Regions from separate parts of the Mus musculus genome. Here region 2 is linked to region 1. A link is a loop called in an ENCODE intact Hi-C map of the cell type or tissue named here. Cell type or tissue: heart. All regions are shown on one strand. Each heading gives the region's core, and the rest is flanking DNA. Links, peaks and the distances in the headings are about the cores only. Region 1 overlaps Gm33742 (a long non-coding RNA gene). Region 2 has its middle 19 kb from the start of Ypel2.

The links. A loop is a pair of places that touch in the nucleus more often than their neighbours do. Peaks named below come from ENCODE experiments on the same cell type or tissue, not always from the same donor. Only the 100,000 strongest peaks of a DNase experiment are listed, where the experiment ranks them.
Region 2: a loop joins it to region 1, with 4 times the contacts of the local background. A loop is called at or near these places in 5 of 42 quality-filtered maps.

What each region holds. Positions count from the first base shown.
Region 1 is chr11:86,829,981-86,845,090 of GRCm38, forward strand. It overlaps Gm33742 (a long non-coding RNA gene), which reads right to left. Exons shown (of 5, transcript XR_001780285.2): 4 at 9,044-9,119. Among named protein-coding and RNA genes, the nearest start is that of Gm51288, 15 kb to the right of the region's middle. In heart, for the core only: a CTCF peak has its summit at 6,626 (motif pointing left); DNase peaks (open chromatin) are centred at 6,621 and 10,741; H3K27ac peaks cover 1,724 bases.
Region 2 is chr11:87,004,892-87,020,001 of GRCm38, forward strand. No RefSeq gene overlaps it. Among named protein-coding and RNA genes, the nearest start is that of Ypel2, 19 kb to the left of the region's middle. In heart, for the core only: a CTCF peak has its summit at 5,813; a DNase peak (open chromatin) is centred at 5,830; H3K27ac peaks cover 375 bases.

The DNA.
Region 1 (15,110 bases), core at 3,108-11,107:
CACAAGTGTGATTCCAGCTCTTTTATTTTTTATTTTTTTTCTTCAAAGATTTATTTATTTATTTATTATATGTAAGTACACTGTAGCTGTCCTCAGATACTCCAGAAGAGGGCATCAGATTTCGTTATGGATGGTTGTGAGCCACCATGTGGTTGCTGGGATTTGAACTCGGGACCTTTAGAAGAGCATTTGGCACTCTTAACCACTGAGCCATCTCGCCAGCCCGTGATTCCAGCTCTTGTGAGACCGAGACAGAAATATCATGAGTTCAAGGCCATTCTCAGCTACATAGTGAGTTTTGAGGCCAGCTGGGCAACATGTGACTGTTTAAAACAACAACAACAAAAATTCTAGAGCATGAGGTAGCAACCCTGTGTTCTAGATAATTCTTTCAACATTGGACAAACAAATAAAACACCATCCTACCTATAGAGAACATCTGGTATGAGAAAATGACACAATATGGTTTTTCACACATATATTTTAAGCTTATTAACTTAAGTAAGCTTAGTAATATTCAGTAACAACCAAAAGATGGGTTCTTTAATATTTTTATCTCATCCTTCTTAGTTTTGGGGGAGCATTATTCAGCAATGTTCTTTATAAATTGGAAAAGAGAACATCCTTTACCCTCACTGACCGAAAGGAAATAATTGAAACTTTTTCATTTTAAAAGCAATTGTATCAATTCTAGTCTAAGTTTGATGATGTGGCATTTATCAGACAACTGCCTTTATTGTAGATGGGGCAGCATTTTTAAAAGAAACTGTTCTTGGTGAATACTTTGATCTTCAGAATAGACAAGCCACTTTGATGGTTGAATATTTATCTGATTAATGTGATGGAGCCAAGGCAATTAGGACAATAGGAAAGAATTAATATGTTTCTTCCTTAGCCAATTCACAAAGCCGACAACGACTCCTATGCATGGTAGCCAAACCAAAAATCATAATGAATATAACATTTTTAAGGGGAAAAATGCTGTAGACTTTATTCAGAACCCATATTTTATTTAAACAAATTAGTTATTTGGAAGCAGAGCTAGAACCTATTTAAATGATTTTAATTTTTTAAAAAGGTGTATTTATTTATTTTATGTATATGAGTACACTGTAGCTGTACAGATGGTTGTGAGCCTTCATGTGGTTGCTGGGAATTGAACTCAGGACCTCTGCTCGCTTGGTCTCTGCTCGCTCCAGCCCAAAGATTTATTTATTATTATATGTAACTACACTGTAGCTGTCTTCAGACACACCCTAAGAGAGGGTCAGATCTCATTACGGATGGATATGAGCCACCATGTGGTTGCTGAGATTTGAACTCAGGACCTTTGGAAGAGCAGTCAGTGCTCTTACCCGCTGAGCCATCTCACCAGCCCCTGATTTTTTTAAAGTTTGTTTATTGAGTTAGTTAGGTGTGTGTGTACCAAAACAAGATGTCCCTGTAGACGTCAGAGGTCAAGTTTCAGGAGGTGGCCTTCTACTGTGTGGGTGCTGAGAATCAAATCATCAGGCTTGGTAGCAAGTTTCCTTACCCATGTCCCATCAAGTTTAATCTCACTGGTATACCCAAAGAGGGATTTTTAGTATCAATTTAATCCTGAGAGTTAACAGAAAGAGGGATACTCGGGGGAAAAGATAAAACTCACCCAGGTGTGGATGTGGGCTTCTCGAGGGACTGCCACGTGTTGCTTATCATTTGCCAGGCATGTACATGTTCACGTGTGTGCACAGGTGCATGTGGAGGCTAGGTTGGTTTCCGGTGTCTCCAATAAGTCTCCACCTTGTTTTCTAGGCAGGGCCTCTCACTGAGCCTGGTGCTTGACCATTCAACGAAGCTGTTTGGCCCAGGAGGGCCTGGGATCCGCCTGTCTCGGTCTCATTTAGCACTGGGATTACAGGTGTGTGCCAGCCTACCCGGCTTTTTATCTGGGTACTAGGGTTCCAAAGTTGGACACCCATCCCTTCCCGGTAGGCACTTCCCTACCTGAGACATTTCCTCAGCCCCTGTTTGTGTTTGTGTTTGTTTATTGAGATACAGACTCGCTAGGAAGCTTTGGCAGGCCTGGAAACTTGCTATGTAGACTGGATGGCCTCAAATGGAGAACTTTCTCCTTCTGTCTCCCAACTGTTGGGATCAAAGGCACATGCCGCGATGCCCAGCCACTGGCTTCTATCTGAGACAGGCTTTTCCTTTGTAGGCCAAGGTAGTTTCCAGCTCGCGATCCTCCCACCTCAGCTGTTCATACCCTGAGCTTACAGACGTGTGCCATCATGACTGCATTCAAAAGTCAATCAAGCCGGGCAGTGGTGGCGCTTGCCTTTAATCCCAGCATTTGGGAGACAGAGGCAGGTGGATTTCTGAGTTTGAGGCTAGCATGGTCTACAAAGTAAGTTCCAGGACAGCCAGCATGGCTATACAGAGAAACCCTGTCTTGAAAAACCAACAAAAATAAAAAATAATAAAAAAATAAAAAAGTCAATCAAAATGATGAGGCTCACATTAGGAATTTAAATAATCGCTGTAAAGCCAACAAAATGGCTTATCCAATATGGGGCTTGCTACCAATTCTGATGACCTGAGTTCAATTCCAGGGACCAGCTGTATCGTGAGCAAAAGGAGAGAACTGACTTCTGCAAGTTGTCCTCCGACATCCACAAAAGTGCTATGGCATGTGTACACACACACACACACACACACACACACACGTGTGTGCGCGTATAATAATTTTTTATTGTCTCTCTAAGAGCCAGGTGTGGTTTGCATGCCTGTAATTCCTGAGTTTAGGAGATTAAGGCAGAGTATTGCAAACTAAACACCACTGAGGGCTACATGGAGAAAAGCCTGACTCCGAAGCGAGGTTGGTATACAGTCCCTTCATGATTAGAACACCTCTAACTGACTAGAAATCCTGGTGATGAACACAGGAAGGGCTGAGCTTCATTGGGTTCACAGTCTACAAGTCTGACACTTCCACAGACGCTACCCATTTCTCTCAGTCCTCACAAGAGGCCTCTGAGGAAGCTGCTAGGTGCATCACAGCTGGACATATAAGAACTAGTAATGCCAAAACGGCTCAACTGGGCTTCAGGGCAGTTCCCGCCATCTCGGAATCACTGAATGCAGAACAGAGAGATATTCCAAGCTAGAGATCTGTTAAGTCTCATTCATATATATCTGGCAACTCACACGGAGAAGAAGTTGCTAGAAGAATGTGATGACCATACAGAATTCACGGGAAGGACACCCCCCACCCTCCCAAGCCCCCCCCCCCGAGATTCTTAGATTCCCAACATCTACTGTTTGCCCCTTGGCTCTGGAAATGAGTTACTATGAGTGAATGTTTAATTAAATTGACTTTGCCCAACTTAGGTCAGAGAAGACACAGGGGTCCCTGATAGCTATCTCAGGATATTGTGTCCACTAAATTAAAGCTTCATACCATGTGAGTGAGCAAGGCTCTGGGTTTGGGGGAGGGTTATTTTCAGGGCTTGGGCTTGAACTCTGGACCTTGTCTGTGCTAGGCAAGTACTCTACCACTGAGCTATTCTGTGGCTCAATGTGTACATGTATAAAATAGGAATAAGTATAATCTCTCTGTGTTTTATTTTTGTTTGTTTGTTTGTTTGTTTGTTTTGAAACAGAGGCTCGCTGTGTAACTCAGACTGAATTCCAACTCGTTTCGAATTCTTCTTGCCTTAGGCTTTGAGTTCAACATTTGAGATTGTGGGCTTGAGCCACCAATGTAATTTAAAAGAATTTTACAAGCAGTGAGATGGCTCAGCAGGTAAAAGTGCTTTGCCACCAAGCCTGATAGCCTGAGTTTGATCACTACAACTCACTTGGTAGGAGGAGAGAACTGACTCTGGAAAACTGTCTGACCTCCATGTACATGGCTCCCTTGCACACGCACACACGTGAGCGCACAAACACATACACACTTGAATATACATAAATAAGTGTAATAAAATTAGAATTTAATTTTACCATGTTAATTTGTTTTGTTGTTGTTTTAGACAGAGCCTCATGTATCCCAGGCTGGGCCCAAACTTGCTATTATTGTAGGCAAGGACAGTGCCAGTTGAGGTGAAGTGCCCACATTACAAAGGGGAGGGGTCTGTTTTCAGGGCTGTTTCCTCTGTCAGGGGTCTGGATGAAACCACTGACCAGGCTGCGGAGCTCCAACAACCCTAGGTGCTGTTCTGTGGCCTCTCTCAGGGGCAGTGGAAGGAGATACGCTCAAGTGATTTCTGCCAAGCTAAGCAGATGGCGCTGTGCTCTGCCGTGGCTGCCAGAAGCTAGAACCCACTACGGGCTTAGGGCTCTATACAACACTTTACACTCTGCTCTTAGGCTCACGCTCACGAGGGTGGGGTGGCAGGGGTGAATAGAATAGTAAGAAAGTGTACAGGTGTACAGAAGCCAGGTGGTGGTGGTGCATGCCTTTAATCCCAGCACTTGGAAGGTAGAGGCAGGCAGATTTCTGAGTTTGAGGCCAGCCTGGTCTACAAAGTGAGTTCCAGGACAACCAGGGCTACACAGAGAAACCCTATCTCGGAAAAAAAAAAAAAAAAGTGTGCAGGAGCAAAGAGAAGGGCATTTGGAGAGTAAATGAGGGGGAACCAATGGAGGAAGGGGGAAGGAAGGAAAAAGGAGAGGCACGGTAGGTAATTTTAAAGTGCAACTGGAGGAAAAGGTTAAAGAGGATGTTTAAAGGTGACGCACACACAGTTTTTGGAGGTATGTTTTCACATACCCTAGGCTAGCATCGTAACCAGTCAAGCATGAGGATGGCCTTGACCCTTCTGACCCCCCTGACTTTATCCCCCAAAGTGCTGGGCATGTAGTCATGCCTTGCTTGTTACAACCTTTCTGCTATGCTAGGGATGGAGCCCAGGGCTTCATGCATGCTAGGCAAGCATTTTACTAATTGACCCCCAGCCCCAGCCCTTGGGTTTTCTTTCTAAGGGAAGGGTGAAGAAAAGGTTATATTCTCAAGCATTGTTGTTTATAAGATGTGACTCTTTGCATTATAAAAAGCAGTCTTATAAAGCTGCTGGCAGGGGTGGTGTCTAAGGCTCTGAGTCTAAGGCCAGCCTGGTTTACCGTAAAAGTTCCAGGACAGCCAGGGCTACACAGAGAAACCCTATCTTGAAAATCAAACCAACCAAACAAAAGTCGTCCATTCACGTGGTCAATGACCTAAGCTGAAACCTCAGTCATTACACAGGGATTAGTTTGCATGAGAAGGTGTTTGAGGAAGGTAGGGAGGCAGCAGAGAGAACTAGGATGGAGACAACAGCTGGCAACCTCATCCCATTAACACGATAAAAGGCTAGGTTCTTGTCCACGTAGCTAGAACCGTAAGGATGTTTTTGTGGTTGTTGAATGTCCTTTTCTGTGTCCATGCTGATTTTCCTTATTGCCTTGTTTCCCCAAGACAACCAAGTGACCTCGCCTGAGGATTGTTGTTACTCTGTGAAAACTGTTTATCTTTGGTAAGGGAACGCTCTGAGACCAGCTGTGGGCTGCCAACTACAGGGTATCAGGGCCATTTTTTTTCTCTTTTCTTTATTTGTGTGTGTCCGTGTGTGTAGGTGAGCACACATGCCTGTGAAAGCCAATGGTTGATATGTCATGTTTTTCCAGTCTCTCATGCTTTGTTATTTTGTTGTTGTTGTTTATTTGCACAGAATTCTATTACACAGAATCTCACGTAGCTCATACTGGCCTGGAACTCACAGTGTGGCTCAGAATGGCCTTGACTTTCTGATCCTGCTTGTCCTTCCTGAGAACTGGGGTGATAGAGCTACACCACCCCACCATTTTTCAAGGAATACTTGGGATAGGGCCTGCAGCTTGATGTAAACTAGGCAAGCACTCTACCAACAGCTTGAATTCCATCACCTTATTTGTTTAAAGATTTTATTTACTTTTATTGTATGTGTCTCAGTATCTATGCACCATGTGTGTGCAGTGCACCTGAAGGCCAGAATGGGGAGTCAGACCCCCTGAAACTGGAGTTAGGTATAGTTGTGAGCTGCCATTTGGGAATTAAACCTCGGTTCTCTGGAAGAGCAGCAAGAACTCTTACCCACTGAGTCATCTCTCCAGACCTGGCCACTTTGTTACAGTTACGTTTCAGGGTTGTTTGGTTGTTTTTGTTATTTTGTTTTGTTTTTGAGACAGGAATTCACTGTGTAGCCTTGGATAGCCTTGAATTCACTATGTAAGCCAGGCTGGCCTCACACTCTCAGAGATCCACCTGCCTTTGCCTCCTTAGCTGCCACTATATTCTTTGAGGCAGGGTCACTGGCCACTGAAGTTTCCAGATCTGCATGCAGGAGCGCCTGGATATTGCATTTAATGAAGACTTTACCAACAGAGCTATCTCCCCACCCCCAGGGCCATTCCCCCTCCACTTTCTCAGTCAGGTCCTAGGCTTGGAATTGTACAAAACCCAGGTGACAACGTATAACTAAATGTGGAAGAAGGAGGCTCTCCCTGTTTCTCTACAGTTGTTGAGCAACTCCTTAAGTTGCTGCTTCAGGAATGCTCTTGGCCTAATGGCAACACCCTTTCTACAATAGGGGCAGAGGTGAGAGGGAGCTACTGCCCTCCAGTGGCTCCTATGGTAACTACATCAGGGACTGCATTGCTCAGGCAGGGCCATCAGGAAAGACCAGGGTAGAACAGAGCAGAGGAAAGTAGATTTGACTAGCGAAAGAACTAGTAAGATTTCAGGCATTACTGCAAATGTGACCTAATAAACTCAGCTCTGTAAAGGACAGAAAAATTATAGATTATATGAGCTGTAGGTTTTCAATAATTACATACTTCCTTTATAGCCAGAGAAGGTATATGCAAAGTGTAAGTATTCATATTGCACTAACAGGAATCACAAAAGCTAGACACACTGGATAAGTAAGCCAGATGTGGTGTGTCACACTTGCAATCTCAGTGCTTACAAGGTGGAGGCAGGGGCATAGGGAATTCATGGATAGCCCTGGCTACATGGTGAATTTGAAGCCAACCTGAGCTACAATGAAACCCTGTCTCAAAAAGCAACCTGGGGCCAGAGGGATTGCTTGATGGTTAAGAATACTTGTCACATTGCAGAGGACCTAGATTCAGTTCCTAGCACCCACATGACACTAACAGCCATATGTAGCCCTGGTTCCAGGGGATCCAATGTCCCCTTAGGTCTCCATAGGTACTGCATCTGTGCAGTGTATAGACATACACACAGGCAAAACACTCCAGAAAATGAAATAAACTAATCTCTTGGCTGTTTAAAAAACAAGCAATCAAAAACTAGATGAGGTTACAAAAAATTAATCAATGTTATATAAAATTTAAAATTTTAAATTTAAATTGTGGGAGGATGTTAAAAAATTGAAATCTACGCCAAAGATAATAGTGCAACTGCTATGGCAAAAAAAAAATGGAAGTGCTTCAAAAATTAAGCATATGGTACAATATTGATAAAGCATTTCCACTCAAAAGTGCCTACTGACCACAATTGAGGTCAGGGACCTGACTAAATAATTATATCATTTTTGATGGTAACAACCAAAATGTAGGAACAACCCAAATGTCTACTGAGAGATGAATGGGTACAGAAAGTTTGTAAATACATACAACAGACATTATTCAGCTTATAAAAGAAGATTAAAAGGACATTGTCATTCATGGTACAACGTGAATGAGTCTCCTAGCCAGGACGAGCCAGTCACGTCATGGAGACAGAGAGTGGAACAGTCATGGCCAAAGAGAGCGAGCGAATGGTTCCTGTTTGCCAGGTACAGAAAATAGATTTGGTTTTGTTGTTTTGGTTTGGTTTTGTTCTGGAGATGGAACCTAGGTTTTTCTGCTTGGTAGCAATCACTGTGTCACCGAGTTGAACTCCCAACCAGAAATTGTGCTAGCATTCTAGAGCTAGGTGATTGTGATGGCTTTATGAGTTGTTAATGTTAAATGAATTCATCTTTTTTACAAAACCTCATTTGGACACATTGAAAACTAATCCCTGCATTCCTTTTGTTATGCAACTTTGTACATGTGCGTGTGTGTGTGTGTGTGTGTGCACGCGCGCACACACACACACACACAAATGCATTCCTTTCTTTTTTTTTAAAGATCTATTTATTTATTTTATGTATATGAGTACACTGTCGCTGTCTTCACACACACCAGAAGAAGGCATCAGATCCCATTACAGATGGTTGTGTGGTTATGTGTGGTTGCTGGGAATTGAACTCAGGACCTCTAGAAGAGCAGTCAGCGCTCTTAACTTCTGAGCCATCTCTCTAGCCCATACACAAATACTTTTCTAGATTACCAGGCTGGCTTCAAACTCACAGAAATCCTCCTGCCTCTCCCTCCTAAGTGCTGGGATTTAAAGCTACCACACTCAGACCATAACTCGGGGTTTTATTACTTTGCCTTAATCATGGACTAAATATATTTTTCTTGATAAAATTATTTTAAACTAATAAACTTGAAAGCCTTAAAGGCCATTAGACTGAGCACTTTGGATGGGGAGACATTGAGGCAGGAGGATCTCAGGATTGAGGCCAGTCTAAGATACTGTGTATATACCAAGTTCCAAACCATTCTGAGTTACAAATAGAAACTGACCGTGTGTGTGTGTGTGTGTGTGTGTGTGTGTGTGTGTGTGTATGTGTGTGTGTGTGTGTGTGTGTGTATCAGGGCTGGGGGGAGTTAGGGGATTTGACTCATGGTAAAAAAAAAAAAAAAAAAAAAAAAAAAACCTTGCCTGGATATGCAAGGTCCTGGGTTTGATCCCTAGCACCATGAAAACAAGAAACAATTCGAAAGTTTCAATCATGAAAGTGTGAGGTTATACAACAAAAGGAATGCAGGGATGAGTTTTCCATGTGTCCAGTGTTTTACAAAAAGGAAAATGCTTTTACAACACTTCAATATATTAAATTTCTGCATATAGAGCCAGACTACAAAATTAGGACTCAACCAAAATTAAAGATGAAATGGAAAATATTTGTAAAGGTTTCACACCTACCTGAAAATAGATGATTCTGAGGCCTAGAGTGACTGTTTCTGAGCTGGGCAGGGTAGGTGTGGCTGAAATCACAGCACTTGGGAGGGAAGAACAGAACAATCAGAAGTTTGAGACCAGCCTTGGCTGCCTAAGACCTTGTTAACCCCTCAAAGAAGTTGTATTTATAAAACATGCATATTATGTGAGTCTTTTTAGTATTAATATAGAAATAAATGATGCCATGTCTACAAATGATACATAGTATTAATAATATTAAAGTAATAAAAACCAAGGTCATTATAAAAGCATCTCTAAAATGCTCAGTTTCTTCCTATGGCAGTTTCAGGATCTGCATCATCTGCCCCTACCCCCACTCCCACATAGCTGCGCTCAATGGTGTCTTAGCATCCTAAATAGGTCAGAGCTTGTTCTCACTTTGCTGCATGAGGATCCTACTGCAGGGAGATGAAATAACAGCTGAAGTGACACCTCAGCTGTCACCTCCCCCTGGGAAGCATGACTTCTTCCCAGGCCTGACAAACACCTCACCTTTGGTTTCTCAGAACCCGTGGGTGCACAGCTCTGCATCAACAAAAGAAGGAAAAGAAAATCAGATTCTAGTATTTCCATGGGAGCCGACCAGCTTGCCCAAAAGACTACTCTGTTTGGAAAAGCTTTTAAAGACCTGCTCTATACCACAAAGTCATGAGCTGCCTGGCTCCCGATAGCCTGCGACCTGCATCTGTTCATTATACGTGGTCCCAACACAATACTCATCTCATGGAAAGAAACAGAATATGAATGGAAATGGGAGTGTGCTTCTGTTTATTTCTTATTCAAAGAGTCCCAGCATCAGAAAACACTTTTCTGACCTCAGCATCCTGTTATTCCAGCTTAGCACACTTCACCTTTGTGAAGTCACCCTTCACTGTGTTTGTTCCTCTTCCTTAGTGACTTATTACCCACTCTCCGGATGCTCCACCTGACCAAGGGATCAAGGCTGTTTTCTCTGTATGAAGTAAGACTGTTAAAAATTCCTACGGCTCCGTTTTTTTTTTTTTTTTTTTCTGGGAGGGGGGCTATAAAGAGTATATGCAAATCAGTTAGCACAATGTCTAATATTAGGAAGTGACAAGTGAATGTGTTAAAAACAATGACAGGCCAGTCAGGCACAGTCATTTGCAGAGATGCTATTGCCCCCGTGGAGACAGGAATACAAAAGAGGGAGTTTGCAGCATGATGCTTTGAGTCATCTCAAAGGGCACACTTGCAGCCTTAGGAACCCATTCTCCTGCTGTCACACTCCAGTGATGTTCTGTCTTTCCTGATTCAGCCACTCATCCCCTGTCACAGCACTAACCCACACAGGGAAAGAAAAGGAGAGAGGGAGGGAGGGAGGGAGGGAGGGAGGGAGAGAGAGAGAGAATAAAAGATGAATCAACATACGAATGAAAACTCTGTCCCTATTTGGAAAAGTTTGTCCTTGAAGCTTTTCTCTAAATAGTTATCTCTTAAGTTCTTAGCATTTTAGAATCTTTAAACACTATCCTGGCATCTTCTCCTGATATTTGGTATTAAGACACCAGTGCTAAAACATAATCAGTTCTGCCCAGCATGCAGAAAAGAGAAGGGTCAAGAGTTCTGAGTCCAGGGCAGGAAGAAAAGCAGGGCTGTGTGATTCAGAGCAAAGGGGAAACAATAACTCAGAAGCCTTGGCTAGCGGCCAAGGCTGCTTAGTGATAATCCAGATGGACTCCGGGCTCCCACAACTGCTTATCCCACCCGCTTCTAACCCTCTTCACTCAGCACATTTTTTTCCCTTGTTAAAGGCCACTCTTCTTGAAAATGGGATCTTTACCTTCTTTAAACTTACAGGAGTTCCTGGAAGTTTCCTAGTTAACCTTTGGAGGGAAAAGTATCTAGATTGCAACAATGTGGCCTTTCTAACCCTTGGCATCTGTTCAAATCTCCTTAGGGTAACTGAGAGGATCACATAGATGCAGGGATGTGTATAGATGCAGGGATGTGTAGCCACTGTAGGTTCAACAAAGGAGTGATATTTGAGCTATAGAGTCTAAACAAAGAAAGGAGGTATTATGTAAAAAGACACAAAGTTACTACATTTGGCAGTGGTGAGGAGAGGTGAGATAAGGTCTTACTCTGTAGCCCAGGCTGGTCTGGAACTCATTATGTAGCCCAAACTAGCCATCCTCCTGCCTCAGCTTCCAGAGTACAGTGATTACACGTGAAAGCCACCTTGCACATCTGGCTTTTGAATTATTTCAATTTAAGATGAAACAAGGAGAGTAACAACACTGATCCAGACATTCTATGGCCCTTTTCTCAATCCTGAGATGCATTCGAATGCTTTTGGTTGGAAGCGTAATTCCCCTGGGAACCTTTCCGGTTTTTTCTGGTATTTAAAGTTGTGAGACTGAATGAAATGTGAGACTGAAACATGGCTGTCGCTAGGGAGGCTCGCCCAAGCGCATGGAACTTGCTATAGCAACGACTTATGTATCTGGAAGCACCTGCAGTCGTGCTGTGTGGTCTGGCTTGTGAGAATCTTTCAGATCCTCAAATCACAGCATCCTGAGGAAAGTGTCAAATATTATCTTATTGCCTTTAAAATATATTTTACATTTATTTATTTACACTTACTTTGTGCTAGGGAAGTTATGTATATGTCGCTGCGAGGTCAGAGGACACGTTTGGGGAGTCAGTCCTCTCCTTCAACCACGTGGGTTACAAGAATTTAAAGAATTATTTATTTATTTATTTATGTAGATGAGTACACGGTAGCTGTACAGATGGTTGTGAGCCTTCATGTGGTTGTTGGGAATTGAATTTTTTAGGACTTCTGCTCCCTCCACCGGTCGGCCCCGCTAGTTCTAGTCCAAAGATTTATTTATTATTATACATAAGTACACTGTAGTTGTCTTCTGATGCACCAGAAGAGGGCATCAATCTCATTATGGGTGGTTGGGAGCCACCATGTGGTTGCTGGGATTTGAACTTAGGACCTTTGGAAGAGCAGTCAGTGCTCCTACCCACTGAGCCATCTCTCCAGCCCTGGATTACAAGAATTGAACTGAAGTCCTCAGGCTTGGAAGCAAGTGCCTTACCCACTGAGCAGTCCCCTTCTATAGATAAGAAATGTGAGGTTACACCCTTGCCTAATTTTAAATAAGTCATTCAAACTTTTAGCTGGGCATGGGATGCCTCCTTATAATCTCGGCATACAAGAAGCTGAGTCAGAAGAACTGAGAGTTCAAAGCCAGCTTGAGCTACATGGGTGGTGGGGGGGGGTTGGCGTGTCAGTTTTTTTCTTTAGTATTACAGCATGACTTCCAGTATAAAAGTAAGCTTTCTTTAATATAGAGAAATATTAGAAAATATAATTTTATTTTTCTTGTCTCATGGGTTGCTATTGTCTGTTTTTTTTTGAGACAAGTCCTAAGTATGTAGCCCTGGCTGGCCTAGAACTGGCTATATAGATCAAGCTGGCCTCAAACTCACAGAGACCTGCCTCCCTCTGCACTTTCCAAGTGCTGGGACTAAAGGTGCGGGCCTTTATTTGTTTGTTTTTTCCATTTAACAAAGATCTGGTGACTACTCATTGAACACGTACCATGAACAAGACATTGTTCTAAATCTTAGGGTTACCAACTATTGTACAGCTTACATCAGAATAAGAAGAGACAGGAAAGACATGAAGGCCAATGGGCAGCATGCAAGAGAACGCACACTAAAACAAACCCTGCACTCATGGTCTCTCTGCAGTCAGCACCTGTTAGGAGGCTGATCGCTCCCTGAAGTAATTTGTTCTCCTTTGGTGCTAGAGAGAGGGCTCAGTGGACAAGAGGACCTGAGTTGGGTTCCCAACATTCATGTCAAGTGCCTCACAGCTCCAGGGAACTCCAGAGAATCCAATGCCTGAATTTGGCCTCTGAAGTTACCTGCATTTACATACATATACACATACATACGTATGTACATGCATACATACACACATGCATGCATACATACATTCACATATACACACACAAGTAACTCAAAGTTAGCAAATCACTCTAGAGTGTTTTCTTCACTCTGCAACCGTGGCTACCTCAGTTCTCTTTCAGTCTACTTCTGCGTTACTGCTTTGCTCCCTCTCTAATCTCTAAATGCTGATCTCTTGCCAAGTACCACCCTGGGACTCCCAGCTTGGTTCTCTCCTCTGCCTTTGTGTTCCATTCAGTCTCGTAGCCTTTAAAATATACTGTTTTCTTGAGTTGGGGGTTCATGTGCACACCCGGCATGCAGAGAGAGGCCATGATCCATCTTTCTGTGGTTCCAGGGATGGACCTTGGATCATTAGCCTTGTACCTTGTATAGCAAGTACCGTAATCTGATGGGTTCTCCTGCTGGCCCAGAGTCCCAGAGCTTCTTTTTTTTTTTTTTTAAAGATTTATTTATTTATTATATGTAAGTACACTGTAGCTGTCTTCAGACACACCAGAAGAGGGCGTCAGATCTTGTTACGGATGGTTGTGAGCCACCATGTGGTTGCTGGGATTTGAACTCCGGACCTTTGGAAGAGCAGTCGGGTGCTCTTACCCACTGAGCCACCTCACCAGACCAGTCCCAGAGCTTCTAATACCCCCTTGCTCTGGTGAATCTCAGACCTCCCTATGCTGAAAGTCTGAATGTAAAACCTAGTGTATCTAAGAGCTCACCGGTCAGGATTACCAGAATGTCCCCAAGAAGCTCATGTATTAAAGGTGTAGCCCAAGAGCTTCAGACTCTCGGTAGATGGGATCTTGTGGGACATCCTTAGGTCACTGGGGGCACTATCAAAGGGAAATATGGGACTCTTCTCTCTCTCTCTCTGCTGTTGTTTTGTTTGTCTGGTGTTTGAGACAAGGTCTCGGGTAAGCCAGCTGGCTTCTCATTTTGTGGCCAAGCATAATCTTGAACTCCTGACCCTCCAGCCTCCATCGCCCAAGCACCACAGGTGCATTCCACCACACGCAGCCACCCTTTAATCTTTAACAGGCGTTACGCCAGATCACCTGCATCTGCCCCAACTCCTGCTCTTTGCCTGTTTCCTGGAAGATCAGATTGGCACAGATGGTTACCAGAAATGACTTTCTCCCCCTGTGACTTTAGGCAAATAAATTAAACTTTCTAAACTTTAACAGCCTCTGAGGAAAATGGGGCCATAATAACTCTCTTCTGGGGTGATCAGAGGGCTTAAGACTTCTATGAGGAATAAGATATAAATATAAAGTGCTTGATAAACACTTTGCTTCACACATGTACATTAGAAACATGTAGACATTTTATTTCTGTGTATGAACATTTGGCCTACATGCATGCATGTATGTGTACTGCATGCATCCCTGGTATCCTTGGACTCAGAAGAGGGCATCAGATTAGGAACTGGATTTACTGGTGGTTGTAAGCCAGCATGTGAATGCTGTGGACCAAACCCAGGTTCTCTGTAAGAGTAGAATGTGCTCTTATTTGCTGAACCGCATCTCCAGCCCACTTCTTAATTCATATTCTTAAAGTAGTGGTTCTCAATTTTCCGGATTGAAACCCTCCTGTGGGGGAAGGTGTCAAATAACAGGGGGTTCACCTAAGACCATCAGAAAATGGATCAGAAAGTGTTGTTCACATTATGATTCTTAATGGTAGCAAAATTACAGTTATCAAGTAGCAACAAGATAATTTTATGGTTGGGAGCCACCACAACATGAGGAACTGTGTTAAAGGGTCTCAGCAGTAGGATGCTTTAGAACCACTTTAAAAGGAAGGAACAAATGTGTTATGGATAAGATTTCATGGGCTGGAGAGATGGCTTAGCGGTTAAGAGCACTGACTGCTCTTCTGAAGGGCCTGAGTTCAAATCCCAGCAACCACATAGTGGCTCACAACCATCCTTAATGAGATCTGACGCCCTCTTCTGGTGCGTCTGAAGATAGCTACAGTGTACTTAGATTTTATTTTTATTTTTTTTATTTTTGGTTTTTCGAGACAGGGTTTCTCTGTATAGCCCTGCTGGCTGTCCTGGAACTTACTTTGTAGACCAGGCTGGCCTCGA
Region 2 (15,110 bases), core at 2,266-10,265, 170 kb after region 1:
CTGTCTCGGAAAAAAAAAAAAAAAAGAAAGAAAAAGAAAAAAGAAAGAAAGGAAGAAAGAAAGAAAGATAAAACAAAGAAAGAAAATTAAATTAAAACAAACAACTACCTGGCCATAGAGCCTAAATTCTGCTCTCCCATGTCTGGCAAACACAGACTTGTCTCCTCAGATTTTCCAAGGTCTCACAGGTTAGCCAGGCTGGACCTTCTTACCCAGCCCCTTTGTTCTCCCTGTGGCTGTGCAGGGACTTCCTGTAGATTCACTGGCAGCACACCAGACCAGGAGTTTCCTGTCGTCAGTCTTCGAATGTCTTAAACAACACTACTGCTTGTTAGTTTGTTTACTTTATTCATTTGTTAATGCTGGGAATTAAACAAGTGTCCGGCCACGGAGCCCCGTCCCCCTCAGCCCAATACAACCCAAGCTCCTTGGAAGTTTGTCCATGGGTAGCCCACAGGTGCTGTTTGCTCTCTGGGCCTCATGTAGCCCAGGCTGGATGCAAACTCACTAAGTAGCTGAGAGCAATTTCGAATTCCAGGTCCTCTTTCCTCTGCTTCCCAAGTCCTGAGCCTCCCTCCCTGGCTTTGAGATGTTTCTTGTGATAATAGCCCCGTCAGCAAATGGGCAGCTGGAAACTTGAGACCACACACAACTGCTGGGGTGTGTGTGTGTGTGTGTGTGTGTTCATTTTCAGAGAAGAACAATTGCATAATCCTATTGTATCCAAAGCTGTCGAATGTGATGTTTTCTGAGTGAATCCATTGTGTGGTTTGTTGTTTGAAGTATACTCCCATTAGTTACCGAGGCGCGCCAGGGGAAAATGGGAATTCTACACTGGAAGTTTCCACAGACCGTTCACTGTCTGTTTTCAGTAGATGACATTTCACGGTTTACTGTGTCCTGTAATAACATTTTAAATCACTCCCCCACACATATATTTATTTTAGGGGACACCTATGTAAAGGTCAGAGAACAACTTTAGGCAGGCAGCTCTTTCCTTTCACCATGTGGGCTCTGGGGCTCGAACTAAGGACATCGGGTTCCGTGGCGAGGGCCCATACTCACTGAACCATCTTGCCAGCCTGCACTACAGTGATCCTTCTTCACTAAGTTAAACTTCACAAAATAGACAAAGGTTTGACAAAACTGCATTTTAAATTTTTATGTGCATGTGTGCCATGTGTGTGTGTGTGTGTGTGTGTGTGTGTGTGTTTAAACATGGACCTATAAGTGCAAGTGTCTATAGAAACCAGAAGTTCCCCTGGAACTGGAGTTACGTGTGGTTGTAAACAGCCTAGTGTTGGTTCTGGAGACCAATCTCTATCTGGTCCTCTGCAAGAGAGGTGCACAACACACTCTTAACTGCTGGGTCATCTCGCTAATCCTGTCTATCTGTCTGTCTGTCTGTCTGTCTGTATATATGTTTTGAGACAGAGTCTCAACTGTAGCCCTTTGCTTGGAACTCCCTATATAGACCAGGCTGTCCTTAAACACAGATTATACCTGCCTCTCCCTCTCAGTTGGGATTAAAGGCCTCTGTGACCACCTCTGGCCTGCCCTGCTTGCTTTTTTGGTTAGTTGGTTGATTAGTTGTTGGTTGGTTTTGGCTTTTGGAGACAGGGTTTCTCTGGGTAGCCCTGGCTGTCCTGGAACTCACTTTGTAGACCAGGCTGGCCTTGAACTCAGAAATCTGCCTGCCTCTGCCTCCCTAGTGCTGGGATTAAAGGCGTGTGCCACCACGCCCGGCTGTTTTGTTTTGTTTTGTTTTAACATAGGGTTTCCTGTAGCCCAGACTGGACTCAAACTCATTCCGTATTTGAGCATAACCTTGTACTTTGTTTTTGTCTTAGGTGTGTGTGAATATGTATGTTCTCTTGAGTGTGTATATGTGTGTGTTTGTGTGTGTATGTGTGTGTATGTGTGTGTTTCTGGAGGGCAGTGTTAGCTGTTTGGGTGTCTTCTAACACTGCACATTAGATATTTAGGCAGGATCTCTCACTTGACTGGAGAGCTCACAGATTCGCTGGTCTAGCTTTCCAGGTTGTTTTGGGGATTCCCCCGTCTCTGCCTCCCAAGCACTGGGAATACAGGCAGAGAGTCATGTCCCCCTGTCTCTTACGGAGTGCTGGGGACGCCAACTCTAGTCTTCCCTTACATAGCAAATACTTTCCCACTAAGTCATCTCTCTTGTTCCAACCTTAAAGTTTTTATTGTTTGTTTGTTTTGTTTTGTTTATGGTTTTGTTTTGAAATAGCCCTGATTGTATAGTCCTGGCTATCCTGGAACTCATTAGGTAGTACAGTCTGGCCTCAAACTCGACAGAACTCTGCCTACTGAGTGCCAGCATTAAAGGTGTGTACCACCATGGCAGGCTAACTTTAAATTCTGGTCCTCCTGCTTCCACCTTCCAACTGCTGGAATTACAGAGGTATCCTACCCTCCCCCTCCAAGCTATGGTTGTGGGTTTGGGTTTTTTGTTGTTGTTTTTTTTTTTTTTTTGAGGGGGGTTGTCTTGTTTTGTTTTTCTTTTTGGAACAGTGTTAATTCATTAACCCGCATGTCGACTGTTGATGATTCAGCCAGCTAGACACCGAGGCCCGGCTGCCCAAACAAAGGCTCATTATTCTATACACCAGCTAAGGGAAATTGATACGCTGAGCTGAGTTTACAAAGGCTGAGTGGTTTCTGGGATGCTGGCACGCTACCAGAGTATAGAGTGCTTAATAAATCTGAGGCCAACTACCCAGACTTTAGGCGACATCATCTAGGCAACTCCTTTTTCAAACAACACCAAAATGGAATCTATTTCTATTACCCAAAGACAATTCCATCTGATGCCTAGCAACTTAACTAGCCAGACGTTTAGTCTCAAATGATGGCAATATTCCAATTCCAGCAATTTCTTGGGGGTAAAGAACACCCTACACTGGCCAGGGATAGCACCATATGCCTTTAATTCTAACATTCTGAAGGCACATTCGGGTTAATCCCTGTGAGTTCAAGGTCAGCCTGTCTATATGGAATTGGACTGACTTTTTAATTTATTTATTGAGATAGGGCCTCACAGTTTACCTTGAAGTCCAGGTTGGTCTTGAACTCACAGAGTTCTGCCTGTCTCTTCCTCTACATTAAAGGTGTGTGGCAGCAGGTCTGGAATACTGTTAGTTCTTTGAGGCAGAGTCTCATTCTATAGGCCTTGCTGGCCTGGAAATCACAGAGGTCTTCCTGCTTCTGCCTTCTTTCCAGGCCTTGCCATCAAACCTGGCCCAGCTGACTTCAGATACATTAGGGTTAGAGTTCAGACTTGCTTATAGAGCAGAATCCTCTGGACATGTCTGAAACAGACCAAGGCAATTCTGATTTAATTGGTCTCAGGTGGAGCCCAGGCAGAAGTGGCTTTAAAAGTTTCCCAAGTGACAGGGCACCAAGATGGCTCAGTAGGGGAGGGTGCTTGCTGCTGAGCCTAAAATCCTAAGTTTGGTCCCCAGGACCCACATGGCAGAAGGAAAGAACCCATTCCCACAGTTGTCCTCTGTCCTCTACATTCATGCCATCTGCATGTACTAAATAAAATAAAATAAATAGCTATGTTGATTATAAGTACAGCCAATGGTGAGACTATGGATCTGGGGTCTTCTATCCATTTTACTCCTCTGCCTGTCCCTCATATTGAGAGCTGAACCTAGGGTCTTGCTAGGCAAGTAGTGTGCCACAGAGTACAATTCCTTCTCTGAGACAAAGTCTTCCTATGTAGCCCTGGCTGGCATGTAACTCACTATATAGACTAAGCTGGCCTCGAACTTACAAAGTGCTGGGATTAGACACATTGCCACCATATCAGATCTCTTTACCTTTTTTTTTTTTTTTCAGATTCTTTTGTAGCTTCTAGTAGATGGGATTGCAGGCCTGGTTTCTCTCTCTCTCTCTCTCTCTCTCTCTCTCTCTCTCTCTCTCTCTCCTGTGTGTGTGTGTGTGTGCATGTGTTTGTGTCCCCGTGTGTGTCCCCGTGTCTATGTGTCTGTCTGTCTCTTTCTGTATGTCTGTCTATCTGTCTCACCTCAACCTTGGTCTGTGCTAGAGATTGAACCTAGAGCCTCCTGTATGCTGTGTATGCTAACCTACCTGTGCTCCAGCCTGAAGATCTTGAGTTGTGTGTGCACACATTCATTCATGTGTGTGTGTGCGTATGTGTGTGTGTGCGCGCGTGCGTGGAGAGGCCAGAGGTGATGTCTTCCTCTCCTTTTTTTAGTTTTTCAAGACAGGGTTTCTCCTGGCTGTCCTGGAACTCACTCTGTAAACCAGGCTGGCCTCGAACTCAGAAATCCGCCTGCCTCTGCCTCCCAAGTGCTGGGATTAAAGGCGTGCGCCACCACTGCCCAATTTCTCCACTTTATTTTAAGACAGGGTCTCTCACTGAACCCAGAGCTCACTGATTCAACTAGACCTGCTGGCCGATGATCCAGCGATTCGCTTCTCCCTGCCCACATTGCTGAAGCTATAGACTCATTGCTCAGCTTTTACCCTGTGCTAGGGATGGAAGCTCAAGCCCTCCTGCTTGGGCCATGGTCTGGTTGTCGTTTTGATACAGGGTCTCACATTGTAGCTCAACAGTATGAGGGCCTCAAGATTGAGGTGGTCTCCTACCTTGGCTTTCCAAATACTGGGATTATAGACGTAAGCCACTATGCCCAGCTTAACTCAAGACCCTCTCTTCAGAAGAGGAATCTAGAGTCGGCACCGTGCTCTTCTCTGCTCTCTGCTGAGCCCTCTCTTACCTGCCTCCAAGTACTCCGCTGAGCAAGTCACAGAAAGACTGGCAAGAAGCCACAAAAGCAGAGCTATATTCCGCAGTGAAGCCTGTTATGGGGTGCAGGACACATCACCCTCAGAAATAACCCAGTAAGTAAGCTGGATGAGGGTCGTCAGCCGAAACTCATTTCTCGAAAGGAAATTAACGTCTGTCTCCAGCCTAATGAGGACCTGCGCTTCTGGCTTTTGTTGTTTTGTTTTGAAAACCGGGTCTCACTGTGTAGCCCTGGCTAGTTTGGAACTCAGGATGTAGACCAGGCTGACCTCAAATTCCCAGAAACCTACTCGCCTCTGCTGGGATTAAAGGCACAAGCCACCCCACCCCACCCTCCAGTTTCCTGGTTTTATTAACATTTGTTACAGTGAAGGCACCAATCAGTACATTTTTAAATCCAATAATTCCCATTTCCTGAGATTTTACGTAATGTTGTTTTTCTCTTCTTACTGGCATCTCAGCCAAAATATCAGGTTATAGTTTGTCAACTTTCTCTACTGTAGTTACACACACACACACACACACACAAATAAATCAATGTAACTTCTGTTTTTGTTTTTTTGTTTTTTGTTTTTTTTTTTTGAGACAAGGTTTCTCTGTGTAACCCTGGCTCTCCTGGAACTCACTCTGTAGCCCTGGCTGGCCTGGAAATCACATATCCACCTGCCTCTGCCTCCTGAGTGCTGGGATTAAAGATGTGTGCCACCAGGCCCAACCAGGTTTAGCTTTTGTTGTTGTTGTTTGTTTTTTTGAGGCAGGGTTTTTCTGTGTAGTCCTGGCTGTCCTGGAACTCACTTTGTAGACCAGGCTGGCCTTGAACTCAGAAATCCGCTTGCCTCTGCCTCCCAAGTGCTGGGATTAAAGGCGTGCACCACCACGCCCGGCAGCATTTTTTAAAAATAAAAACAGGTGTGTTCAGATTACCAAAAGAGAACAATTCGGTAGTTCCCACAACCCAATGCAAGACTGACTCAAATCATAATTAGGTCTAGGGAGACCTCCTGTGGTTAAACTTGGGTATAGCTTCCCAGTGTCCGCTTTCCAGGCCTGGTCATTCCTAATGAATCCAAGAGTTCTCTCTTCACCCCAACCAGCCTCAGGCAAAATCTAAGAACATTCTGGGAGCATCACTACCAGTAGAGGCCAGATACACGCTGAGCTTCCTATAACGTTCGGGATCACCCTGAAATTTAAAAATTTGAGGCCAAGAGCTGTGAATACAACTATAATGGAGAGAGCCAAAGATCCTCATTTTTGGGGGGGGGGGTGCTGGAGAGATGGTTCAGTGGTTAATACTACTGAATGCTCTTCCAGAGGTCCTGAGTTCAATTCCCAGCAACAACATGGTGGCTCACAACCATCTATAATGGGATCCGGTGTCCTCTTCTGGTGTGTCTGAAGACAGCTACAGTGTACTCATATATGCATAAAATAAATAAATCCTTTTAAGAAGGTTGTGGAGAGATACATTCTTTTATTTATTTAGGATTTTAAAAACACATTTTGTTTATTTTTGCTTTGCTTTGGAGACAGGGTCTCACAGGCTGTCTTAAACTTACTAGGTATTTCAGGTTAGCCTTGAACTTTTAGCAATCCTGCCTCAGCCTCCCGCAAGCTGGGATTACATTTCCCAGCTGTGTAAAACAGTTCCAGGGGATCTGAGAAGCTCACACAGATACACATGCAGGTGAAACACTAATGCACATAAAATAAAAATAAATAACTTAAAAGTTTCTTGATTAATGATCATACTCTGGCTTTAAAAAAATGTCCTTTTTTATTTTGTGTGTTGGGGTGCTGTGCACACATGCCATCATATGCCTGCCATCATATGCCATCAGTGGTCAGGGGACAGTTTGTGAGAGTCAGCTCTCTTCCACCACATGGGTTGCTGTCCTCACCCTGGACAGCAAGAAACTTTGCCTGCTGATTCATCTCGCCCTCCTCCCACCCCCACCCCACCCCCATCTGCTCTTTTTTTTAAAATTTATTTATTATATGTAAGTGCACTGCAGCTGTCTTCAGACACACCAGAAGAGGATACCGGATCCCATTACAGATGGTTGTGAGCCACCATGTGGTTGCTGGGATTTGAACTCAGGACCTTTGGAAGAGCAGTCGGGTGCTCTTACCTGCTGAGCCATCTCACCAGCCCCACTCTTTTTTTTTTTAAAGATTTATTTATTATTATATCTAAGCACACTGTAGCTGTCTTAACCTAACCCTGATGCACCAGAAGAGGTCGTCAGATCTCATTACAGATGGTTGTGAGCCACCATGTGGTTGCGAGGATTTGAACTCAGGACCTTCGGAAAAGCAGTAGGTGCTCTTAACCACTGAGCCATCTCTCCAGCCCCCACGGCTGCTCTTATATTGGACACAGGCTCACTCTGTAGCTCTGGTTGGCCCAGACCTTACTGTGTACCAGACTGATCTCAAAGAGTGCCGGGATTAAAAGTGTGGACCAAGTGGGGCGGTGGTGGCACACACCTTTAATACCAACACTCAGGAGGCAGAGGCAGGCAGATCTCTGTGAGTTCAAGGCCAGCCTGGTCTACAGAGTGAGTTCCAGGACAGCCAGGGCTACACAGTGAAACTCAGTATTAGGGGGTGGGGGTGGGGTGGAGTGGGGGATAGTTGTGCACCCCCAAATCTGGACTGCTTTTCCTTTTTTAATTAAAAATTTCTCATAGGATATATTTTGATCATGTTTTCCCCTCCCCACCCAATTTTAAGTTTTATATTCTCTCTCAAAACAAAAAGAAAAACAACAAAACAAAACAAAACAAAAAAACTATACACAATAACAGAATGCCAGAACCAGAAATCAAGAAACAAAAACTCCCTACAAAAACAAAATTTAAAACAAACTGGCAAAAGACTAATAACACAAAAAAAGGCCTAAACAAAGCAAAACTAAGGAAAAAGTTCATAAAACACCATTGAGTTTGTTCTGTTGAGCAGCTACTTTTTGGCATGGGGTCTCCTGGACTGTGGTTGATGTACTCAGTGACACTCCACTGGCGAAAGCAGATTCCAAAACTGGTTTTCCACAGACCACAACCTCAGCTCTTTCTATTTATTGTCTATTTACTTACTTACTTACTTACTTACTTATTTACTTACTTTATTTATTTATGTACATATCAGCTTGGGGAGCTGTTTGTTTTTCTTTTGTCTTGTTTAATGCACCCTAGGACCACCTGTCTAGGGGTAGTAGCATCCACAACGGACTGGACCCTTCTATGCTTATCATTAACAAAGAAAATGCCCCGTAGACTTGAGTCTAAGCCAACCTGACATAGGGATTTTCCTAATTGTGACTCCCTCTTTACAAATGACCCTACTTTGTGTCAAGCTGATTTAAAAAAAACAAAAACAAAACTAACCAACACACTGAGTTGTCCTTTTAAAATTGTGTGTGTGTTTTGTACTTCTGAGTGTCAAATCTAGAACTTCTTCCAAGCTAGGCAAGTATTGTATCACAGACCCCCATCCTCAGCCCTTTTTATTTATTTATTAATTATTTACCTACTTTATTTATTTGTGTATGTGTGTGCGCGCACACACACGCATATTATCTTCATCCCTACTTTTTACTTACATTTCATTTTGAGACAGGGTCTCACTATGTAGCTCTGGCTAACTTGAATATAGTTCACTGTGTATACCAGGGCTGGCCTCTGCCTCCTGAGTGTTGGGACTAAAGGCATGAACCACTGTGCCTACTATTTACATCTTTCATTGCTTTTTTTCATTTTTTAGAAAATGTACATATGTATGCCACACACATGCCTGGTGCCCTCCATGGCCATAGGAGGGTATTGGCCTCTGTAAACTGGAGTTATGGTTGTTGTAAACCACCACATGGATGCTGAGAATCAAATCCCTGTCCTCTGCAGCAGTATGTGCTCTTAACCACGGATTTGCATATTTGCCATTATTTGCATATTTTATTTAGATCAGGGTCTCATTACATTCTCTAGGCCAGCCACAAACTCACTGTGAAACACAAGTGCTCCCGATCCTGTGTGGCTGGAATTACTGACCTACTAGTCTCAGCATAAGTTAGGGGACAGGAAAGACTGAAAGAGAAACCTGATAGGCCCTGGATGGCCTGGAATCTTAGCATAATCTTCTGGCTTCTGTTTGAGATTATAGACCTGCAGCATCAGGCCCAGCAATGTTTGAATGTTTGCTTTCTATAACAGAGCCTCACTCTGTAGCTAAGGCTGCCTTCTTAATCATGGCAACAGGCAACAGTAATCAGTCTCCCAACTTCAGGGATTATTACACACAGACTAGAGCCACAACACTCTTCTCTCTCTCTCTCTCTCTCTCTCTCTCTCTCTCTCTCTCTCTCACTTCCTCCCTTTCTCTCTCTCCCTCCCTCCCTCCCTCCCTTTCTCTTTCCCTCCCTCCCTCGCTTTCTCTTGACCCTAACCCTAACTCTAACCCTAACCTCTAACCCTAACCAGAACCCTAACTACCTTCTGGGTTCACTTCCCACAGCTCAGGGAAGCCACCAAGCTCACTTGCAGGGTACAGAACCCAGAAACTCACACACTGGAGGCAAGCACTCCACCAAATGAGCTACATCTCCAGTTCTCTTTTTCTTCTTGTTTTCCTAAGAGTCTGGATAATATTCTTCTGAACGATTATACAAATATTCAGTGCCACAAGCCATGCAAACCTTGGCCACTTTTTTTTTTACTACAACCTCATAAAATGTTTTACTGTTCCCCTAATTATTAAGTAGGTTTTTATTAGCTTGTGCTGTTTTCACAGATGGAAGACAGTGCTAACTGTGCAAAGCTGCAGGCTAAGAGGACCTTGAGATCACTTTGATCAAAAGCTGTGTAGAGAGAGCTGGGAACATAGCTCAGAGGCAGCAAATGCCCAGCGTACGGAGGCCCTAGATCAGTCCCCAGCCAGGAGGAGCAATGGGGGAAACTTATACTAGGGCTTCTGGGGCCTCCACGGAAAACACCTGCAGTTGGAATTTTCGTTTAATAACCTGTTGCTTCTGAGAGCATTATCTACCTCTGAAGATTTTCTTTTTAATGTACTGGGTTCCATTCCTAAAGCCTTTTAGTTAGCATAGGTGCTGGGATTCAAACTCCTCACAAGCACACTTTCAACTGAGCCCTCTCTCCAGCCCCACCAGATAACTTTTTTTTTTCTTTATTTACATTTCAAATGCTATCTCGAAAGTTCCCTATACTCTCTCTCCCGCCCTGCTCCCCTACCCACCCACTCCCACTTCTTAGCCCTGGCGTTCCCCTGTACTGGGGCATATAAAGTTTGCAAGACCAATGGGCCTTTCTTCCCAATGATGGCCGACTAGGCCATCTTCTGCTACATATGCAGCTAGAGACATGAGCTCTAGGGGTACTGGTTAGTTCATATTGTTGTTCCACTTATAGGGTTGCAGACCCCTTCAGCTCCTTGGGTACTTTCTCTAGCTCCTCCATTGGGGGCCCTGTGTTCCATCCTATAGACAATTGTGAGCATCCACTTCTGTATTTGCCAGGCACTGGCATAGCCTCATATGAGACAGCTATATCAGGGTCCCTTCAGCAAAATCTTGCTGGCATGTGCAATAGTGTTTGGGTTTGGTAGCTGTGGATAACTTTTAAGCAGGGGACTGGTGAGCATCCATTCTTTGTGAGACATTTCACCCAGGGAAGAGATGTACAAAGGCCCAAGGACAGAATGTGTGGAGAAAGAGTGAAGGGGCAGCATGAAAACTCACTGGGTCATGGAAAGAGTAAGAGATGTGGCAGAGACAGGAGGCTGAGGGAAAGACAGAGACACCATAAAGGCCTTTGGCTTTCTGTTGAAAAAGGAAATCTGAGGAGGGATTGTTTTGATTTAAAATTTCCATTTATGTGTTGGTGTGTACATGTGTCCTGTGTTGAGGGACCCAGAGAGGCTAGAGGAGGGCATTGGATGCTCTGATGCTGGAGTTGAAGGTCAGTCACCTCCTGGGAGGGTTTGGGGAGAAAGGAGATGTGGTATGTCTTTGTTGCTATGACTCAGTTTTGATTTCTCTTGTGTGTGTGTGTGTGTGTGTGTGTGTGTGTGTGTGTGTGTGTGTGGCTTCCTTTGTCTTGTTTTTATGAGACAGGTCTCATTACATAGCCCAGACTGGTCTGGAACTCATAATCTTCCTGTCTTTGTCCCCAGGCTGGGATTATGTACACCATCACGTCAAGTTGACCCTCCCTTCCTTCCTTCCTTTTCCCTTTGACAGAGCCTCTATATAGGCCAGGCTGGCCTGGACTCGCAGAGAAACACTGGCCTTTACATCTAAAGTGCTGAGACATTAAGGGTGTGCGCCATCATACCCTTGTTGGTTTGTTTAAAATTTATTTTATTTTATTTTATTTTACTTTATTTTATGTGCATTAGTGTGAGGGTGCCAGATACCTTGGAACTAGACTTACAGACAGTTGTGAGCTGCTATGTGCATGCTGGGAATTGAACTTGGGTCCTTTGGAAGAGCAGACAGTGCTCTTAATCACTGAGCCATCTCTCCAGCTCAAAATTTATTTCTTTTTATGTGTTTGTTTGCCTTCCTGTGCACCAAGCACATGCAGTATCTACGGGGGCCAGAAGAGAGCGCTGGAGCTGTGGAACTGGAGGTAAAGATGCTCATAAGCTGTCAAGGTGCTGGGAACCAATCCTGGTTCTCTAAAAGAGCAACAAGTGTTCTTTATTGCTGAGCTATCTCTCCAGCCCCTTGACTATTCTTTTGTGTTCTTCTTTAACTTTGTTGCAATTGTTGTTGTTGTTGTTGGTTGGTTGGTTGGTTGGTTGTGTGAGTGTGCAAAGGTTTGAACCAGCACACACCTGGAGAAAGTCAGAAGAGAATCTAATAGAAGCCACTTCTACCAAGTGGGTCTTGGGGATAAAACTCAGGCTTGGCACATACACTTTTACCTACTGAGCCATCTCACTAAGCCTGAATTAATGGTTTTGGGTTTGTTTGTTTATCTGTTTATCTGTTTGGGTTTTATTTTTTGAGAGAGGGGTTTCTCTGGTTGTCGTGGAATCCACTCTGTAGACCAGGCTGGCCTTGAACTCAGAGAGTTACCTGCCTCTGCCTCCCACGTGCTGGGATTAAAGGGGTGCACCACCACATTTGGCTTTGGTTTTGTGTGTGTGTGTGTGTGTGTGTGTATATATATATATATATACACACATACACACATATATACATATATATGAATGATATATAACATATCACATATATAATATATCATATGTACATACATATCATATATCATATATATGGCATGTGTGTATGTATATGATTTATTTCTTTTGTGTGTGAGTGTTTTGCCTGTACTTTATGAATCTCTCCACCACACTAGCACCTGATGCATGCAGAAGTTGTGAGCTGCCATGTAAGTGCTGAGAAATGGACTAAATCCTAAATCCTCTGCAAGATGGGACAAGAACTCTTGACTGAGCCACCTCTCTAGCCCCTGACATATCTTTAGCTGGATTTCTTGGGCAGCTTCTTTAAGCACAGACTAAAGAGGGAAAGAAACTGTGAGAGATTCTGCAGTGATACAGGAAGGAAATGGTTTGAACTGATGTCTAGGCTGTGGCACTGAGAGAAATGAATGATCCAAGTTACTGAGTCTGGTGGCTCAGGCCTGTAAATCAAGCCACTTGGATGCCTGAGGCAAAGGGTTCATAAGTTCGAGCCCAACCTATGCAATTTAGCAAGACCCTGGCTAGCTAAGAAGTTAGTTTGTTTAAAACATTTTTTAAAGAATTATTTATTTATTTTATGTATGTGAGTACATTGTGGCTGTCTTCAGACACACCAGAAGAGGGCATCAGATCCCTTTACAGATGGTTGTGAGCCACCATGTGGTTGCTGAGAATTGAACTCAGGATCTCTGGAAGAACTCTGGAAGAATAGTCAGTGTTCCTAACCACTGAGCCATCTCTCCCCCCCCCCTTCTTTTTTAAAATGTATTTATATGAATACACTGTAGCTGTCTTCAGACACACCAGAAGAGGGCCTTAGATTCCTAATTTTTTTTTTTAGATTATTTTATCTTGTATATATAAGCATTTGGCCTGTTGTGCTTGCCCATGTGTTCCTGGGAACAGAACCTAGATCCTCTGTAAGAGCAAAAAGAGCTGTCTGTGACTAAGCCATCCCTCTAGCTGCCCTTTGTCATTTTAGGGTAGTAGCTCACAATGAGAATTCCAATGCTCCAAGAGCGAGATGGGACCCAGAGACAGAGACTCCCCCAAGTTCACCACCAACTAGACTGGTATGTCCTGGTGAGCAACAGAGTTGGTCTCAAACAAGATGCAAGGCACACTAGATTGCTTTCTGACCTCTCTACACACACACTATGGAGCATGCATGCACACACACACACACACACACACACACACACACACACACACACACGTCATTTAAACTAGATGAAGATCATTTTACAATAATAACTTCTTTGGCTCAAATCTGATAGTTCTGCATGATTCACAAATCCACCTGGAGAATTGCTTCACTTCTATAACAAAGCCAGGTTCGAAGCAGAGAATGAGGAAGTGTGAAAGAGGTTAAGAGTCTAGGTCAGGAGAGCTAAAGCCTTCGCTGCAGAAAGCTCAAAGCTACCTGCAATGCTTAGAGAGGCTCAGAAATGGCTCTAACAAGAAACAGAAGTGGGGGGCTCCCCCACTCTCCTAGTCTTCCATGCAAGGACAAATCACCTGTGAATGCTTAGAAGAATGCCCTCGTTAACAAAGAGTTCAAGATTAAAACTGAGTATGTACAACACAGATGTTTTACTTAGAGAATTCTCTGCTATGTTTGATTCAGCTTCCTATATAACACCTAGCAAAGCCAGCATTAATTTTTAATGGTGGTTCATGCCTTTAGTTCAGCTCTCAGGAGGCAAAAATCAGGTGGCTTTCTGAGAGTTCAAAGCCAGCCTGATCTACAGAGGCAGTTCCAGTGAAACACTTTGTTTGTTTGTTTGGTTGGTTGGTTTTTATTTTTTGAGACAGGGTTTCTCTATGTAACAGCCCTGGTTGTCTTAGAACTTGCTTTGTAGACCAGGCCTCCAACTCAGAGATCCGCCTGTCCCTGCCACCTGAGTGTTGGGACTAAAGACATGTGACACCACCACATGACTTGAGACATGATGTTCTTTGCAATAAAAATAAACAAAAAGCACTCTACACTGGCCGTGGTGGCTCACAACTGTGAGAGGCAGGAAGCGCCTAAGCACAAAGTCAAGTGACTAGATATTAAGACCCTGTCTATCAGGACCTGGTCTCGGGGCTGGAGAGATGGCTCAGTGGTTAAGACCACTTTCTACTTTTCCAGAGGCCCAGAGGTTCAGTTCCCAGCACACATACTGGTTGTTCTCAGCCACCTGCAAATCCAGATCCTAGGATTTGGTGCCGCCTTCTGGGCTCCTCAAGCACACACACACACACACACACACACACACACACACACACACAAATAATATGTCTTCTTTTGAAAAGTAGAAGTATCAAGGGTTGTAGATATAACTCAGTGATAGAGAACTTGCCTGCCCTGCCTAAGGCCCGAGGCTACAAGAGGTCTATCTATAAATAAATGAGATAAGAGAAGAGAAGAGAAATAGCTAAACTGGGTAGTGGTGCACACCTTTAATCCCAGCACTTGAGAGGCCGAAGCAGGTGGATTTCTGTGTTCAAGAAAGAGTTCCAGGACAGCCAGGGCTACACAAAGATAAACCCTGTCTTTAAAAATAAAGGAACAAATAGCAAAAGAACAAACTCCTATTTCCAAAATATAAGGGCCTAGCCTGCCAATGGGAAAGCAGAAGCAGACGGGGCGATTGCTGTGTAGGGGTGGCTGTTACCTGCAGCGCTGGGCACTCATTCTTGAGAGGCGAGAGAGGAAATGATCACTTTGCCCGCAGGAACAGAATCAGCCAGGGTCAGCAGTTGTGTCTTCTGCTTTTACACTGTTGTCTCCAAGTGCACTCAGCGAAAGAGGAGGCACTTACAGCTGGGCTCAACAGCACACTCTCTTAGTTTACACAAACTGCACACGGTTGGCTTAAAACCTTCATCAAGGTCATTTAGAGTAGGGCCTGAGCCCGCATTTCCCACTGCTGTCCCTAGAGAATGATGCGTTATAAGCAGGGAACTCTTTGGTGAATAAATTAAATGATAATGAGCTCTCTGCACACACTTTAGGAGAAAATTGGTTATACTCTTATTAAATTATCATTTGTGTGGATGTGTGTGTCTGACCTGTGTGGGGTGGGGGGTG